Linked DNA regions of Homo sapiens: all the other regions are linked to region 1. Evidence: read pairs that join two places in POLR2A ChIA-PET (ENCODE). Cell type or tissue: GM12878. All regions are shown on one strand. Links, peaks and the distances in the headings refer to the core of each region. The heading gives the core; the rest is flanking DNA.

What was found. Peaks named below come from ENCODE experiments on the same cell type or tissue, not always from the same donor. Only the 100,000 strongest peaks of a DNase experiment are listed, where the experiment ranks them.
Region 2: POLR2A ChIA-PET joins it to region 1 with 5 read pairs; 2 of 35 experiments call an interaction of 5 or more read pairs at or near these places.
Region 3: POLR2A ChIA-PET joins it to region 1 with 5 read pairs; 3 of 35 experiments call an interaction of 5 or more read pairs at or near these places.

Annotation. Positions count from the first base shown.
Region 1 is chr1:234,930,467-234,935,823 of GRCh38, forward strand. No RefSeq gene overlaps it. Among named protein-coding and RNA genes, the nearest start is that of LINC02971, 24 kb to the right of the region's middle. RefSeq lists an enhancer at 1,734-2,234. In GM12878, for the core only: no CTCF peak of the experiment used is centred there; a DNase peak (open chromatin) is centred at 3,145; H3K4me3 peaks cover 622 bases; H3K27ac peaks cover 2,380 bases.
Region 2 is chr1:234,638,473-234,643,829 of GRCh38, forward strand. No RefSeq gene overlaps it. Among named protein-coding and RNA genes, the nearest start is that of LINC00184, 12 kb to the left of the region's middle. RefSeq lists a silencer at 4,651-4,945 and an enhancer at 4,651-4,945. In GM12878, for the core only: no CTCF peak of the experiment used is centred there; no DNase peak of the experiment used is centred there.
Region 3 is chr1:234,562,663-234,568,019 of GRCh38, forward strand. LOC107985465 (a long non-coding RNA gene) reads right to left here. Exons shown (of 3, transcript XR_001737831.2): 3 at 1,931-3,665. Among named protein-coding and RNA genes, the nearest start is that of LINC01354, 34 kb to the left of the region's middle. In GM12878, for the core only: no CTCF peak of the experiment used is centred there; no DNase peak of the experiment used is centred there.

The DNA.
Region 1 (5,357 bases), core at 918-4,917:
CATGGGGTTGAGGCCAACAGAGCAGCGGCCTTGGCCTCGAAGCAGTATGTTCACAGACACACCCACAACATCCCTCTTAGTTTGATGAACGAAAGTTCTGCTGACTGGGTTTCCTTTCAGGCCGGGAGCTGTCACGTGTTACCTGTCCTCTGTTACAATGTTTCCCATGGTTGGAGCTGGGATTCAGCATCCTGTCCCACCTGTGCCTGTTTGTGATGACTTCACATCATTAGGGGACAAGCCTATGGGATGAAAGGACCCCTTGCTGAGTCCCTCAGCTGGGCTTCTACTTCCTGCCAAAGGGGAACAAGCCTATGGGATGTATCCTTAGGGGACAAGCCTATGGGATGAAAGGACCCCTTGCTGAGTCCCTCAGCTGGGCTTCTACTTCCTGCCAAAGGGGAACAAGGGGAAACTTCCTTCGCAGAGATTGTGGGTCCTCCCTAAGAGCACTGTAGCCTTATCTTTTTTTTTTTTGAGACGGAGTCCCGCTCTGTCGCCCAGGCTGGAGTGCAGTGGCGCGATCTCCGCTCACTGCAAGCTCCGCCTCCCAGGTTCACGCCATTCTCCTGCCTCAGCCTCCTGAGTAGCTGGGACTGCAGGCGCCCGCCACCACGCCCGGCTAATTTTTTTGTATTTTTAGTAGAGAAGGGGTTTCACCCTGTTAGCCTGGATGGTCTCGATCTCCTGACCTTGTTATCCACCCGCTTCAGCCTCCCAAAGTGCTGGGATTACAGGTGTGAGCCACCGCGCCCAGCCCCCTTTTCAAGGTTGCTAACAGCTGGCTACCATTCCAACAAATCAGAAAGGAATATTACAGGAAAGGAAAAGAGAAGTGGTGTGATTGCAATTGTTGGTATAGGTGCCTGTCTTTCTAGGAGTCTGTTTGCAATTGGAGGGAAAGAGATCTGTTTTCCTCACTCTCATATCCCCAACACGCACACAGCCTGGGGAAAAGAGCTGGAGCCCCCTCACATGTATAGTGCCTACCAGCCGGCATGACAGCTCTGTGGAGCTATGCCCTTGTGTGAAGAAAAAGTCACCTCTTTCCTGGTGGAGGCAACCCTCAGAGCACATCCAACAGAGAAGCACAATCTGTATTTCAGCACCCATGCACCTTCCACTCCCCCCACACACTCCACACTCCTGGCTAAGCCAAGCACCTTTGTGCAGTGCCCAACCTGCACATCTGTTCATGGCATCCCTGAATGTAGAATGTGTTTAAAACATGTAGTTAGGTTGAATTCATCAATAGGGAGAGGCTGCAAATGCCAAGTATGCAGCCTAGTCCAAGTGGGTTTTTGCTGATTTGACTTTATACAAGGAATCAGGCTTTTTGGAAACCCCAGTTTCAGACTAAATAATGTGACCACTGTCATTTGAAAGGTTCTTGGTCTGCTCATGGACAGAACCCGAGGGGAAGAAACCTGTCCTGCATCCTAGAGATCCTGAGACTCCTGCCTAGCTTTGTCCAGGAACTCCTACAACAGCCCTGCTCCCATCAGCGTTACGGTGGAAAATAGCAGAAACATGGCTGGAGCCCTCCAGCTGCCCCGCCCCCTCCCCAGTCTACACCGGGGCTCCCAGCGTAGGAGCCAGCACCCAACTCAGCACAGCTTGATGCCCAAGCTCTGCTTCCCCATGGGGGAGACAATTCGCCTGAGAAATATTAACGCCACCTACTTTACAACAGAATGACGATTTAAATGCTGCATGGGTCCAAGGCACAGGGCCTTTATTCTAGATCTCCATCCCCCTCCCTCCAGGGCTCGCATGCTATTCCTGACTCCTAGCAACCCAAAAGGTACAGCCCCAGCGGCACCATAGACGAACGAAACTGTCTGTCCTGTGTCGGGCCCAGTCCACCGACCTGGCTGCAGCCACCTCCTCCTGTGCTGCCCCAGGTGTGTCCTCCTCGTTGGGGGAGAATCGCTCCAAGTCAAGGGTAGACATGGAGCTGTAGTCTCTAAATATGGGAGCCTAGAGGAGTAGAGGAACTCACCTTTAGATCCATGAGAATGCGAGGACAATAGCAGATCCAACTTCGTTCTTCAGCATTCACCTAACATTCGATTTAATTCAACAGATATTTATCATGTGCTTAGGACGTGTCAGGCACTGTTCCTGGGCATTGGGGTACGGGGATGAACAAGCTCTGAATATCTGCCTCTGCAGAGCTTCTAATGTAGTCACATTTCTCTTTCATGGGCATTGATCCCCCAGAGCACGCCACGTCAGCAGGCTCTCACTTGCTATGCCATTCACATTCTGCCTAATCTTCATTGTGCAAAACAGAGAGAGATTGAGTCCAGCCTGGGAGTGACAGTGCCTAATGGGAGAGGCACTGCCACCAGCACAGGACTCATCCCCATGAGGCATGTTGATTTTCCTTTCGTCTTTCTACACATTTCCCCTCTCTCAGTTTTCTTTTCTCTTTCCATACTATTTCCTCTTTGTCTTTCTTCCATCCTCTTTTCTTTCCTGCTCGCCCTTGGGTTCATGGCTCAGCACTATTATTGGCACTGCTGACCCGGCAAAGCACATCCACCTCTGCGATGTTTTCCAAGAGCAGGGGATCAGAGGGATGTCCTTCTGCTGGGGCCAGTGCCTGAGGAAGACCCTGTTGGCCATGGATGGGAACTGATTCTGGGCTTACACCACAGCTCCAAAGGAAAGGGGCCGGGGATGTGTCTACACAGGCCTGACTGACCTGGCAAGAAAGTGACATGCGCACTGACTGGCCCAGAGGAACTCTGATAAGAGGAGATGCCAGGGCTGAAGCTCCTCCCAAATGCTTTCTCCAGGCTCTGTGTGACAACAACTGCCCTTCAGGCTCACTCCACCTCTCATCCGCTGTCCACAGCTCAGGGCCCCAGAGGCTACCATACCCACAGGGGACACTCCTCCAAGATCCTGGGGATGAGGATGAAAATGTCAGCCTCCCCGCCCACGGTCAATGAGGGTCAACATTAAATCAGAACTTTAACTTTGCAGTAGCAGCCACTGGGAGCAATTTTCTAGAAATGTGCTGCTGACCACATTAGCATATCCCAAACTAAATGTAAATGCACATACGCTGAGTTACAGTCTTGGAAACTGAAATCTGTTTTGAGCTATAGAAAATGAAAAAGTGATGTGTGCAAGGAATCTATGCAAAGGAGCCTCAAAGAGGAAGAATGAGTCAGGCTTGCCCCACATAACCAGAGACCATGGCCAGCACCCAAGGGCCAGGCTCTGCCAAGCCAGACAAAGGTCCTTCAGCCAGTGACACTCCAAAATCTCTCAAAAGCGATCCAGAAACCAAGTGTGGTGGTACACACTGTAGGCTCAGCTACTCAGGAGGCTGGGATGGGAATTGGAGGCCACAGTGTACCATGATCACACCTGTGAATGACCACTTCACTCCAGCCTGAGCAACATACTGAGACCCCATCTCTAACAACAACAACAACAACAAAGTGACCCAGGGGTTTGAATCACTAAAAAAAACTAAGGGTATTTTGTGTCCATTTCCTTTTCTTTTTTCTTTTTTTTTTTTAAAGAAGGCTGGAGTGCAGTGATGTGATCACAGCTCACTGCAGTCTCAACCTCCCAGGCTCTCAAGCAATCCTTCTACCTCAGTTTCCTTAGTAGCTAGGACTACAGGCATGGGCCAGCACACCTAGTTAATTTTTTTTATTTTTTTATTTTTATTTTTGAGATGGAATCTCTCTCTGTTGCCCAGGCTGGAGTGCAGTGGCATGATCTCGGCTCACTGCGACCTCAGCCTCCCGGGTTCAAGCGATTCTCCTGCCTCAGCCTCCTGAGTAGCTGGGACTACAGGTGCCTGCCACCACGCCTGGCTAATTTTTTGTATTTTTAGTAGAGATGGGGTTTCACCGTGTTAGCCAGGATGGTCTCGATCTCCTGACCTCGTGATCCACCCACCTCGGCCTCCCAAAGTGCTGAGATTACAGGCATGAGCCACCTCACCTGGCCAATTTTTTTATTTTTATTTTTTGTAAAGCTGGACTCTCACTATGTTGTCCAGGCTGGTCTTGAACTCCTGGGCTCAAGCAATCCTCCTACCCCAGTCTCCCAAAGTGCTGGGATCTCAGGCATGAGCCGCCGTGCCCAGCCCTATTTCTGTTTTTTAACTCAAATAAATTGATTATTTAAATCATCCGCCTCTGAAACAGAACTGTTTAAGAATGTCCTGGTTGTGTGACTGTTTGCAGAAACGAGTGAGCGTACTTGTGACTCAACCACTCACTCCCTGTGACCGTCAGTGGATTTGACCATATACAGTCTTTCATTAAGTTAGTCTTTGTCATATATTGCTTATTTTACTTCCACGGTGGAGCACTGGCTGAAGACAAGAAGCATAAGAACCCTGATGATGAAATACAGGAACTTCACAACAAGCATAAAATGAGCCGCGCACCATGCCTTATGCCTGTAATCTCAGCACTTTGAAAGGCTGAAGTTGGGGGATTGCTTGAGGCCAGAAGTTTGAGACCAGCCTGGGCAACATACTGAGACCCCATCTCTACAAAAAAATTAAAAATAAACTAGCCAGACTGGGCAGCAGAGTGAGATCCTGTTTCTAAAAAAATAAAAATAAATAAATAAATAAAATGGTAATAATTCAGCAAATTTATCTGAAGATTATTTTCACCAGACCCAGAGTTTTTGTACTTCAAAAATGTAAGTTGAAAGAAAAAAATGTATATATTGGTGATTCTATCTAATTTGGCTTTTTATTTATTGGTGACAAAAAAAATCCATATACTATAATGTATTATTTGAAAAGAACAGCTGAAATCTCCTGTCTGATTATGTCCGTTAGAAATAAAATGTCAGGTGGTTCACGCCTGTAATCCCAACACTTTGGGAGGCCAAGGTGGGCGGATCACGAGGTCAGGAGTTGGTTGAAACCCCATCTCAACCAAAATTACAAAAATTAGCCTGGCGTGGTGGATCATGCCTGTAATCCCAGCTACTCGGGAGGCTGAGGCAGGAGAATCGCTTGAACCCAGGAGGGGGAGTTCAAGTGATTTCTTACAGTGAGCCAAGCTCGCACCACTGCACTCCAGCCTGGGTGACAGAGTGAGACTTGGTCTCAAGAAAAATAAAATGTCAGAAATTATAAAAATAGACATATTTAAGTCTCAAATATAAGCATTCCAAATGTCAGGAAAATTAAAACAGTTGCGGATTTTCATGTGTTATAACATATATATGTTACATGTTTTTATATGCTATAACATTATAAAATATATACATTTAGTAAAAAAATCAAACTTTTTTGCTTTTTTTACTTTATTTTTACTTTTTGCCTTTTTTACTTTATAAATCACATTTTTCTTACATATCTC
Region 2 (5,357 bases), core at 748-4,747, 290 kb before region 1:
ATTGAGCACTTACTCAATAAGTGTTGGCCTCTGACTTTACGCCTAAGAGTCAGGAGACCACAAAAAAGCAACAATGTCAGGTCTGCAAGGTGAAGGCAAGAAGCTCATGTTCTAGGTACTTGTGACTGTCCTGTAATGCTAAAGAATGAACCATTACCAAAGATTTGGCAAACTCGCCCAAGCTTACTCCTAAGGAGTCTAACCTTTGCCCAAGTATCTAGGACTCAGGCCCACCTGCTTAGCCTGGTCTCACTGAAGTGTGGAGGCAAAGCATTTGCAGCTTCATCATATTCCATTTTGTCTCATAAGGAAATTGTGTTAGTCCAAGAGGCTTGGTGTGTTACATGGTTGTACAGCTTAGTGCTTTCTTAGCACTCTGTTTAAGTGCTGACAACTTGATATTTTCATCAATGGTTGCTATATTTCTCCAATGTTAGGTTGACAGGCTAATAATTTCAGAAGTCAATTTCTCCCTCTCTCTCTCTTCTCCCAGTTTACATATTTCTATTTTCCAATTCCTTTATCTGCATTTTGTAAATACCTCAAAATAGTGGAAGGCAAGGCCTCTAGGATCACTTGGCCCAATCTCCATATAATTGGATCCTTAGGGCTTGCTATATCTTTAAAGAAATTGAGGTCACCTTTTGTCACCAAGAATTAAGCACCTGTTGTGTGACTGATGGAGATCTGTACACAGAGCACATTGCCCAGGGCAGGGGTGATTTGGTTACAGGCAGCCTCTCGATGTATGATAAAAGTTGGCATCAGGTTGTAAACATTTTGCTCACTGTAGCAGAAAGCTCTCTGTGAACGGAGAGCTGTCTAAACAGGGTGGTTGGCCACAGAACCTGCCCAGGGATGCACCTCCTTTCCACATTAGCCCATGGCCTTTCCAGCCCTGAAATCTGAGTTGCATGTGAGTCACTTAGACAGGCCATCTGTCAATTATTAAGCGACATCAGTGGGCCCAGCAATTCCATTCTGCGTAGTGCAAAGGTCCTCCACACATTCCAGGTCTATACCATCAAAGTGGCTATTTTTCTCAACCTATCCCTGCCCTTTAAGAAAATGGGGGTCATTTATTTCCAGGGATCACTATTTACACCCCATTGGCAGGTAGTGGAGCCCAGTGGTTAATAAACAACCTTGTTTTAAATCCCATCTCTGTTGTTTGCAAGCTGTGTGTCTTTCAGAAACTTTACTTAAATTTCTTGAGCATCAGTTTCCTCACAAGGGTGTGGTCAAGTGATAATCAAGTATTTGTACTTTAACCCTGTACCTGGCTGATAGCAAGCCCTCAGAAAAGAATTAACTTAGAGTTTTTATACATTCCCTCCAGTACAATGTTCCTAACATACAAGGGGCATATGTGTGTATTATGAGTGGGAAGAAGGAAGGAAGGATGCAATTGATAAGGCTTGCATTCAACATTGCTGTAGTCAAACCCTCTTTCCTTAGGAAGATCTGGATGTGCCAACATTTCTTATATATCATATGTGGAGGTGACTTAGGTTTTTCTTTCAGTACTTCATCATTTGAAAGAGCATTTGGTGATAATGAGCAGGTTCTGAAGTCTGTGAACTAAACTAAAAGTAAAAATAAATGGGACGGTGAAATTTTGTTTGTGCCTTAAGGGAACTCCCTTTTACCCTCCCACTATGTTGATGATGTCATGTTTGTTCTAACATATCATCTAACAATTCCCTCCATTCATTTTTTTTCTCCTTATTTCTTTTCCTTTCAAGTAACAGTATCTTCAACAATCGTTCGGCTGTTCAGGAACTTAAAAATCATGAGACGATTCTTAAAGGATAGGAACTAACATTGATCACACAGTGTGTAATCCCACATCTATATACTGGCAAATGATGGCACAAACACCATAAAATCTCAGCTTGCTTTGTAGCCATTCTGGATTGCTGAGTTCTAGGCAAGTAAGAGCTGGTCCTTCAAAGCACCAAAAGAAAGAAAGGAAGGAAGGAAAGAAGGGAGGTGGGCAGAGAGGGAGGGAAGAAGGAAGGAGAGGGAGGGAGGGAGAGAGAGAGAAAGAAAAAGAAAGAAAGAAAGAAAGAAAGAAAAAAGAAAGAAAGAAAGAAAGAAAGAAGAAAAAGAAAGAGAGAAAGAAAGAAAAAGAAAGAAAGAGAAAAAAGAAAGGGGGAGAGAGAAGGAGGGAGGGAGGGAGAAAGGAAGGAAGGAAGGGAAGGAAAGAAAGAAAGAGAAAGAAAGAGAGGGAGAGTGAGGGAGGAAGGAAGGAAGGAAGGGAGGGAGGGAGGAAAAGAAAGAAAGAAAAGAGAAAGAAAGAAAGAAAGAAAGAAAGAAAGAAAGAAAGAAAGAAAGAAAGAAAAAGAAAAAAGGAATGGAGGGAGGAAGGGAATAAAGAAGGAACAAAAGAGAAGATTTTGGCAGAACACTTTCTAAAATGTAACTCAACCGCCCCTGCTTTCTTAAAGAGTGGAGGAACTTTATTTAACTTCTTATTTTTTTCTTTTCTTGGTTGTAACATTATCACAAAAAGAACTGATTTCACTGCTATCGGATAAAAAATAATAGGTTTAGGCCATGGTTGGGGGGAGAGAGAGAGAGAAGTGAGAGAGAAAGACACACACACACACACACACACACAGAGAGAGAGAGAGAGAGAGAGAAAGAGAGAGGGAGAGAAATATTTGCCTGCACACCTGAGAGGTCCCAAATTACTGTGCCTTTTGGAATTCTTGTGCCTGTCTGTTTTTTACATTTTTTTTCTGTTGCTCTCTTCTTTGGGCCATCAGCAGTTACCTCTTGTTAGTGTGCAAGACTATGCAAAGCCTTCTCCCTAATGCTGATTTTCTATTTCTAAATTGCTGTGGGCATAGAGAAACTCACACTGGTTAAGGATATGTGTGCAATAAACATAAATGCTTTTCAAGTCAGGAACTGAGGGCTGGTTCTTCTCTGAGAAAAGCATAAGAAAAGCGTCTCTCAAGTGTTGTTTTATTTTTTAAAAAATTCATTGTTTCTAAGCTATTTTCTAGATATGTGAGGCTAGCAATGGCTCAGTTCTATGTAAATAAAAATATATATTAAGTATTGTCAACCTACCCGCCCCACCCCTGGCAGAGATTGCTTACTCAAATGCTTACATTCGGATGATATATATCTTTCTTGCCCTGAAGTTTTGAAAATTTTAATAGCTCCATGGATTGAAATGACATGAGAGAAAAATATTTCAAGTCTCTTTTAGAATTTTTATGCTCATAAAAATGTTCCCAGTGTATCAAAGGCAAGTTTGATCTCAGAGAAGTCATATCCTCCAAAATCTATCTCAGGTGCTATCTCCCTATTGATGACACTTTCCTCTTTTCCCAATTGGTTTATAAAACTCATTTTCCAAGTGGGCAAAGGACATGAATAGACACATCTCAAAAGAATACATGCAAGTGGCCAACAAACATATGAGAAAATACTCAATATCACTAATCATCAGAGAAATGCAAATTAAAACCACAATGAGATACCATCTCACACCAGTGAGAATGGCTATTAAAAAGTCAATAGGCTGGGGGTGGTGCCTCAAGCCTGTAATCCCAGCACTTTGGGAGGCCGAGGTGGGCGGATCACGAGATCAGGAGTTCAAGACCAGCCTGACCAATATGGTGAAACCCCGTCTCTACTAAAAATACAAAAATTAGCCAGGCCTGGTGGCGTGTGCCTGTAGTCCCAACCACTCGGGAGGCCGAGGCAGAAGAATCACTTGAACCTGGGAGGTGGAGGTTGCAGTGAGCTGAGATCACACCACTGCACTGCAGCCTGGGAGACAGAGCAAGACTACGTCTCAAAAAAAAAAAAAATCAATAAATTACAGCTGCTGGCAAGGATGTGGAGAAAAAGGAATGCTTATACACTGTTATTGGGAATGTAAATTAGTTCATCCCCTATGGAAAACAGTATGGAGATTTCTCAAATAACTAAAAATAGAACTACCATTTGACCCAGCAACCCCACTACTGGGTAACTACCCAAAGGAACAGAAATCGTTATGTCAAAAAGACACCTGCACTCAGATGTTTATAGTTGCACTAGTCACAATAGCAAAGAGGATGGAATCAACCTAAGTGCCCATTCCTGGTGGGCTGGATAAAGAAAATGTGGTACCATGGAATATTATGCAGCCCTAAAAAAGAATAAAATCATGTCCTTTGCAACAATATGGATGCAGCTGGATGCCATTATCCTAAGTGAATTAACATAGAAACAGAAAACCAAATGTCATGTTCTCACTTATAAATGAGAGCTAGACAATAGGCATACGTGGACATAAAGACAGAAACAGTAGACACTGGGGATTCCAGAAGGGGAGACAAAGGGAGTGGGGTAAGGGCTGAAAAACTACCTATTGGGTACTATGTTCACTATTGGGGTGATGGATTCAATAGCAGCCCAAACCCCAGCATTATGCAATATACCCTTCTAACACACCTGCACAAGTATACCCTGAGTCTAAAATTTTTTTAAGTTAATTTTTAAAAAACTCATTTTCCATGACTGGTCATTTCTGTTTAAGATTCTATTGGTCAAAACTGCTATCTAGGCAGTTGCCAGTCCTTCAGGATTTCCAAGCAGAAACCATAATGAGTATTAAAAATCAGTGGGCTGGGAGCTCTAAGTCCCCAAACACATTCACAGTCAACCATGTGATGTTCCCCATTGACAACCCACAAGCAGAGGCAAGCTGCGGGGTGCCGCCCGACCAGAGCAGATTGCAGCCAGGCTGGCCTTCCTGAAAGACACACACACTGGTCCCTGGACCCTGGGACGCCCCCGCTCCCCCGACTGTTTATGTTTGCTGTCACACACTGAACAATCACGCGGTACACTTCACAGTCAGCAAGTTTATCTTGAGTTAAAGTTTGACCAGTAGAAACCAAGTTGTGTTTACCCCCGTCCTACAGCAAGTCATGTGCAAATAGCACCTGTGAACATTTTTCAGCACACATTCTGTACCCTCTCCATGGTTCTCATGGCAATGAATGTTGCGGGGAAAGCCAGTAAGCGTGAAAGCTTTGGCAAATGTTAAAATCCTCTCCGGAAATGGTTCACAATCACTGACATCAGGGTGCATGGGTCATGACCATCTTCGTCGTTAGAGCACATTCCCTCTTCCCCAAAATGCAAACTCAACCCAATAACCCTTCTACTAAACAGACTAGAAACTCTGAATGCTGTGACATATTTTCTCACTGTAATAAGAATACACTTACATGTTTTTTTAATTGTTAGAATTTAAAAGGATTTTATAGACTGGATTTCACAATACTTTCCAACTGTTGTATTTCATATTTATGCATTGGTCACAATGTGTTAAGCACTATTCTAAG
Region 3 (5,357 bases), core at 748-4,747, 370 kb before region 1:
TTTCAGGCCTTCCTCCGGTTCGGCTGGCTGTGCTTGAGCGCTGTGTTCCCTCAGGCATCTTGGGGCTTGAGCTTTGAACAACTCGGTATTGCAAATTAAAATGACCCTAAGTAGGAATGAAAGATTTTAAAAAGAAATTCGGTTTTGTTCAAAATAGGCAGTGTGCAACTGAGAAACAGGGGCTTTCTTTGAGCCAGTTAAACTGAGTGCAAGATAAACTAAATTCAGCTAAGATAAAAGCCCGAATAAAGTGGCTTTCACAGAAGACATTCAGAAAATATTGCTCTTTATAAATAATAATTATTCAACAGACATTTTACTAGCACTTTTCTGTTGTATAAAAGTTATACATGCAGAGTGTAGACACTTTGAAAACACAAAGTATAAGATGCAAACATGAAATCACCTATGAACCATGACATGCAGGTAGCATTGTCAACATTTTGAGCTGTTTCCTCTCAGCTTTGTTTCAATGCCTACATTTACAAAGTTGTTTTTTTTTTTTTTGAGATGGAGTTTCGCTCTTGTTGCCCAGGCTGGAGTGCAATGACACAATCTTGGCTCACTGCAACCTCCGCCTCTGGGGTTCAAGCAATTCTCCTGCCTCAGCTTCCCAAGCAGCTGGGATTACAGGTGCACGCCACCACACTCAGCTAATTTTTGTGATTTTAGTAGAGACGGTGTTTCACCATGTTAGCCAGGCTGGTCTTGAACTCCTGACCTTGTGATCTGCCCGCCCCGGCCTCCCAAAGTGCTGGGATTACAGGCATGAGCCACCACGCCCAGCCTACAAAGTTTTGTCTAAGTAGTTCCAAAGCATTTTAAAGGTAGAGATAATGGATTAAACTATAATGCTCATTTGAAAAGGAGATTTGCCTAACAGCATATTTTAAGATCTTTTTTTCTAATTAGAGAAATAAAGAAAACTTGTAAAACACAGAAAAGCATAAAAGAAGACAGCAAAAGTCACTTGGATTTCAACCAAAGAGCATTATGATGAATGTTTCAGTGTGTGCCTTCCAGTGTTTTTTTTCTATGTATGTATGTACATTTCTTATTTATTAAAAATACCAGTGTATCCTTTTGGCTGTTTGCTGTTTACAAAACACACATTTGCCCTAAAAATAAATATTCTTCTACAACATGATTTTTACTGACTACATAAATGATATTCCTTTATATAATGATGTATAATAATTTACCTAACCAATCTTCTATTGTAGGATTTGTAGGTTGTTGTAATTGTTCATATTATAAACAATGTCATGATTAACATACTTATGAATAATACCTGATTAGTTTCTTATAACAAATTTCTAAAGTAAAATTGTATTAAAGGAGATATATACACATACATGCATATATAATTTTTTGATAGATAAAACTAAATTGCCTCCAGAAAATTTATACTAATTTATACTTTCATTAGTTCAAGTTTTTGAAAACATGATTTAGAGGCAAATACAATTATCTCTGTTTTATCATTTGGGACAATTAAGGCAGAAACCAGTATCGTGGTGAGGGTTACACAGCAAGTCAATAGGAAAGATTACTTTGATAGAGATAAGAGATATCTTCTTACATGTACTTTACATATATTCTCATTTACAACAAACCTAAAAAGGAGTTATTTTTTAATCCCCATTTCCAGATAAGGAAAGGGGGCTCGAAAATCTCGAAGCCCTGACATTTCTATTCATTCATTATCCAGGCTGTCTCTATGACCACAGACAGCCTGACAATCCAGCTGCAATGTAGTCATAGAATCCTAGTGTGTAACTCATAGAATCCTAGTGTGTAACCCAGTACTACCAACACCAGATAAATCAATCCTTGCAGAAACAAATATTTAATTTTTAAATAAGCCAACAATCTGAACATTCACTGTTTTGATAAATGCAACCTAAAAGATCTCGTCCCCTGGATTTATTTTTCAGGTAAAAATAGCTCCATGGTTATGCCTTCTTAGGGGCTTGGTGGGAGGGAAGGGATGGGGTTGAAGAAGAGAAAAACAACTTCCTTGGAGGATTAGGCAAGGTGTAAGAGCATGTCTTCCAGGTCTAGATTGGCAGACCTCACGCTTTGACTCAGAAGTAGAGAATCTGCTTTGGTTTCCTGACTGGGTTGCCTTGTTTTTCAGCCACAGGGCAAGAAACATGCCACAGCAATGAAATAAAGGTGACATGTCATAATGAGGGAAAGGGAGTTATTCCACAGGCTGAGTCACCGCTCTCCTGCAGGTACAGAATGATACAGCCTACAGAAATTCAGAGCAGACTGTCAGACTGTGGGATTGAGTAACAAAGAGAAACAGGTCTACAGATGACCTAGCATACGCTTATTATTTTGAAATTTCTGAATTGTAAAAAATGAGAATGGTGAAGTCTTAGGTAGATCTAAGTTCATTCTTGCAACAAAAATCAGTTCCAAGTTTGCCTGGAAGTGAGGCATCTAATTCATAAAATAGTGGCTATAGTGACAGTTATATATTTGAGGGAAACTTATCTATAACTTCCAACTAACATACATCTTGGTGGAGTCTGAGTTCTACATTTTTCTGCTTTCTTCCTCATCAATTGTCATGGTTGACATTTGTTCTTTGAAAAGACTGAGTGCCAACCATGAGCTGGACAGCCCACTAGGCAAGTGCAATGACAAAAGAAACAAGCGTTAATCCTGTCTAGCCAGAGCACTAAGGAACCTGCTTATTCTGCGAATGCCTCAGCAAGGTCCTAAAGGAGAGCTTCCACTGCCTCCTAGGTGGGTGCCCCTGCTGGCAAGTTAATCATTCTAGGCCTCAGTTTCCTATTCTATAAAATGGGTGATAATAGTAACTATAAAGTAAGAAATAAAGAAGAGGTCACTGGACACTTGGCCTCTGGCAAGGATCTAGAAATGTCAGCAGCATAATCCTGCTTAACTCACCTCCACTACTGTTTTACCTGCTGCTCTCCAATGCTCACCTGCTCTAATTCACACTGTAGTAGGAAGTACTTTAGGTCAGGCATCAGGGGGCATTGCTTTAGTTCAGACTCCAGCATTTACTATGTACCTGTTGTATGATCTTAATACTAACAGCAATATAGTGATAGAAGCAGCTAATAGCCAACCGTTATAATCATTACTTTGTGCTTGGCATTTTATATAAATTTAATCCTCATGGTAATTTACTGACATAGGGAACATTGGTCTCTCTTTTTATAGGTGAAATAAGTGAGGCTTAAAGAGATCTTGTAATTTGGTCCCACAGCTTAAGTGTGAGGCTGGAATTCACCCAGGAAAGCTGTTTCCAGGTTCTGTGGTCCTAACAATTACTCTGCCTTAATTTTCCCCTGCTGATATTTCTGCCCATAAGCCTCTTATTATTTGATTAATGGTAGTAAAGAATATTTTTAAAAACTATTGCTCTTCAGCATCCTTTTTGAGGGAGAACTTTCCTTCCCCTATTCCATGGGTTTGTTTTGGGGCTGTGGCTTACAGGAACCCTCTCCAGAATCATCCGATGTCCCAATCATACGTGGAGAATGGCCAGAATCCTTCCCTTTGTACTGATGTACACACAACACGAGAAGGAATTTTTCTACTGGAGTTGCTTAGCTGGAGAGGCCAGGAGCCATATTTCTGTTGTGTGGGCAAAGCCTTTCTGCAGTAGAGGAGAATGAGCTCTATAAATAAAGAGAAACATAAAATCATAAAATACAGATAGAGATGAGATATGGTCACTTAGAATTCCTAGTTCTAGTCCAGAGGCCCTGGTTCTATTAGTTACTGCTTCAATTCTGACCAACCCAGTATTTCCAACTATATAAGCCATTAGAGTCTTGTGCTTGCATAAGTGAGTTTATTTTATTTTATTTTATTTTATTTTATTTTATTTTATTTTATTTTATTTTATTTTATTTATCTTGATGGAGTCTCGCTCTGCTGCCCAGGCTGGAGTGCAGTGGTACGAGCTTGGCTCACTGCAAACTCCGCCCCAGGGTTCAAGCAATTCTTGTCCCTCAGCCCCCTGAATAGTTGAGACTACAGGTGTGCACCACCACATCCAGCTAATTTTTGTATTTTTAGTAGAGATGGGGTTTTGCCATGTTAGCCAGGCTGGTCTCGAACTCCTGACCTCAAGTGATCTACCCACCTCTGCCTCCCAAAGTGCTGGGAATACAGGCGTGAGCCACCACGCCAAGCCTAAATTGTGTTTTTCTTAATTGCAATCAAAGAAGCCTAATCAATAGAACAGAGAAGGGGCCTGGGAGTTAGCTATAGACAACAGGTGTACAAATGTGAAGTTACCTATTAGTGAATTAAAGGAGTATTAACGGAGACAATACTTTGAAAAATCAAGTTAATAAGAAATCATGTACCATGGTTTGAATATGTCCCCCAAAGTTTATGTGTTGGAAACTGAGTCCCCAGAGCAATAGTGTTGAGAGATTAGACCTTAAGGAGGTGATCAGGTTGTGAGGGCTTTGCCTTCATGAATGAATTAATGCTGTTATTGCTGGAGTGGGTTCACTTTGGAGGGACCGGGTTCCTGATAAAAGGATGAGTTCAGATTCCTTTCCTTCTTTCTCTCTCTCTCATGCACACGCTCTGCCTTTTTGCCTTCAACCAGGGGATGACACAGCAAGAAGGACCCCACCAGATGCAGCCCTTCAGTCTTGGACTTCCCAACCCCCAGAACCATGAGTCAAATCATCTAGTCTCAGTTATTCTGTTATAGCAGCACAAAATGAACTTAGACATCATATTAGACCCAGACGACACTTTAAAAAAAATTTGGTATGGCCGGGCATGTTGGCTCATGCCTGTAATCCCAGCACTTTGGGAGGCAGAGGCAGGTAGATCACCTGAGGTCAGGAGTTCCAGACCAGGCTGACCAACATGGAAAAATCCTGTCTCTACTAAAAATACAAAAAATTAGCCAGGCATGGTGGCACATGCCTGTAATCCCAGCTACTCGGGAGGCTGAGGCAGGAGAATCGCTTGAACCCAGGAGGCGGAGGTTGCGGTGAACCGAGATCATGCCATTGCACTCCAGCCTGGGCAACAAGAGTGAAACTCCATCTCAAAAAAAAAAAAAAAAAAAAATTGGTCCAAAATCTTCATTTCATAGATGTGAAAATTGATTTGCAAATATACAGGGTAACTGGCTTGATGTTAGGCAACTAGCTAGGAATAAGCCTGGGATCTAGCTGAATTCAGGTAGCCTCAAATCTTTTCCAATGCTTTTTTCACCACCAACTCCATCTACCCAGATAGGGAAGTAGATGGTCAGATAATACAGAGATAAATGAATGTATAGAAAAATGAATAGATAAATGGACAGATAAATGGATAGATGAATGAGAGGTTGATTG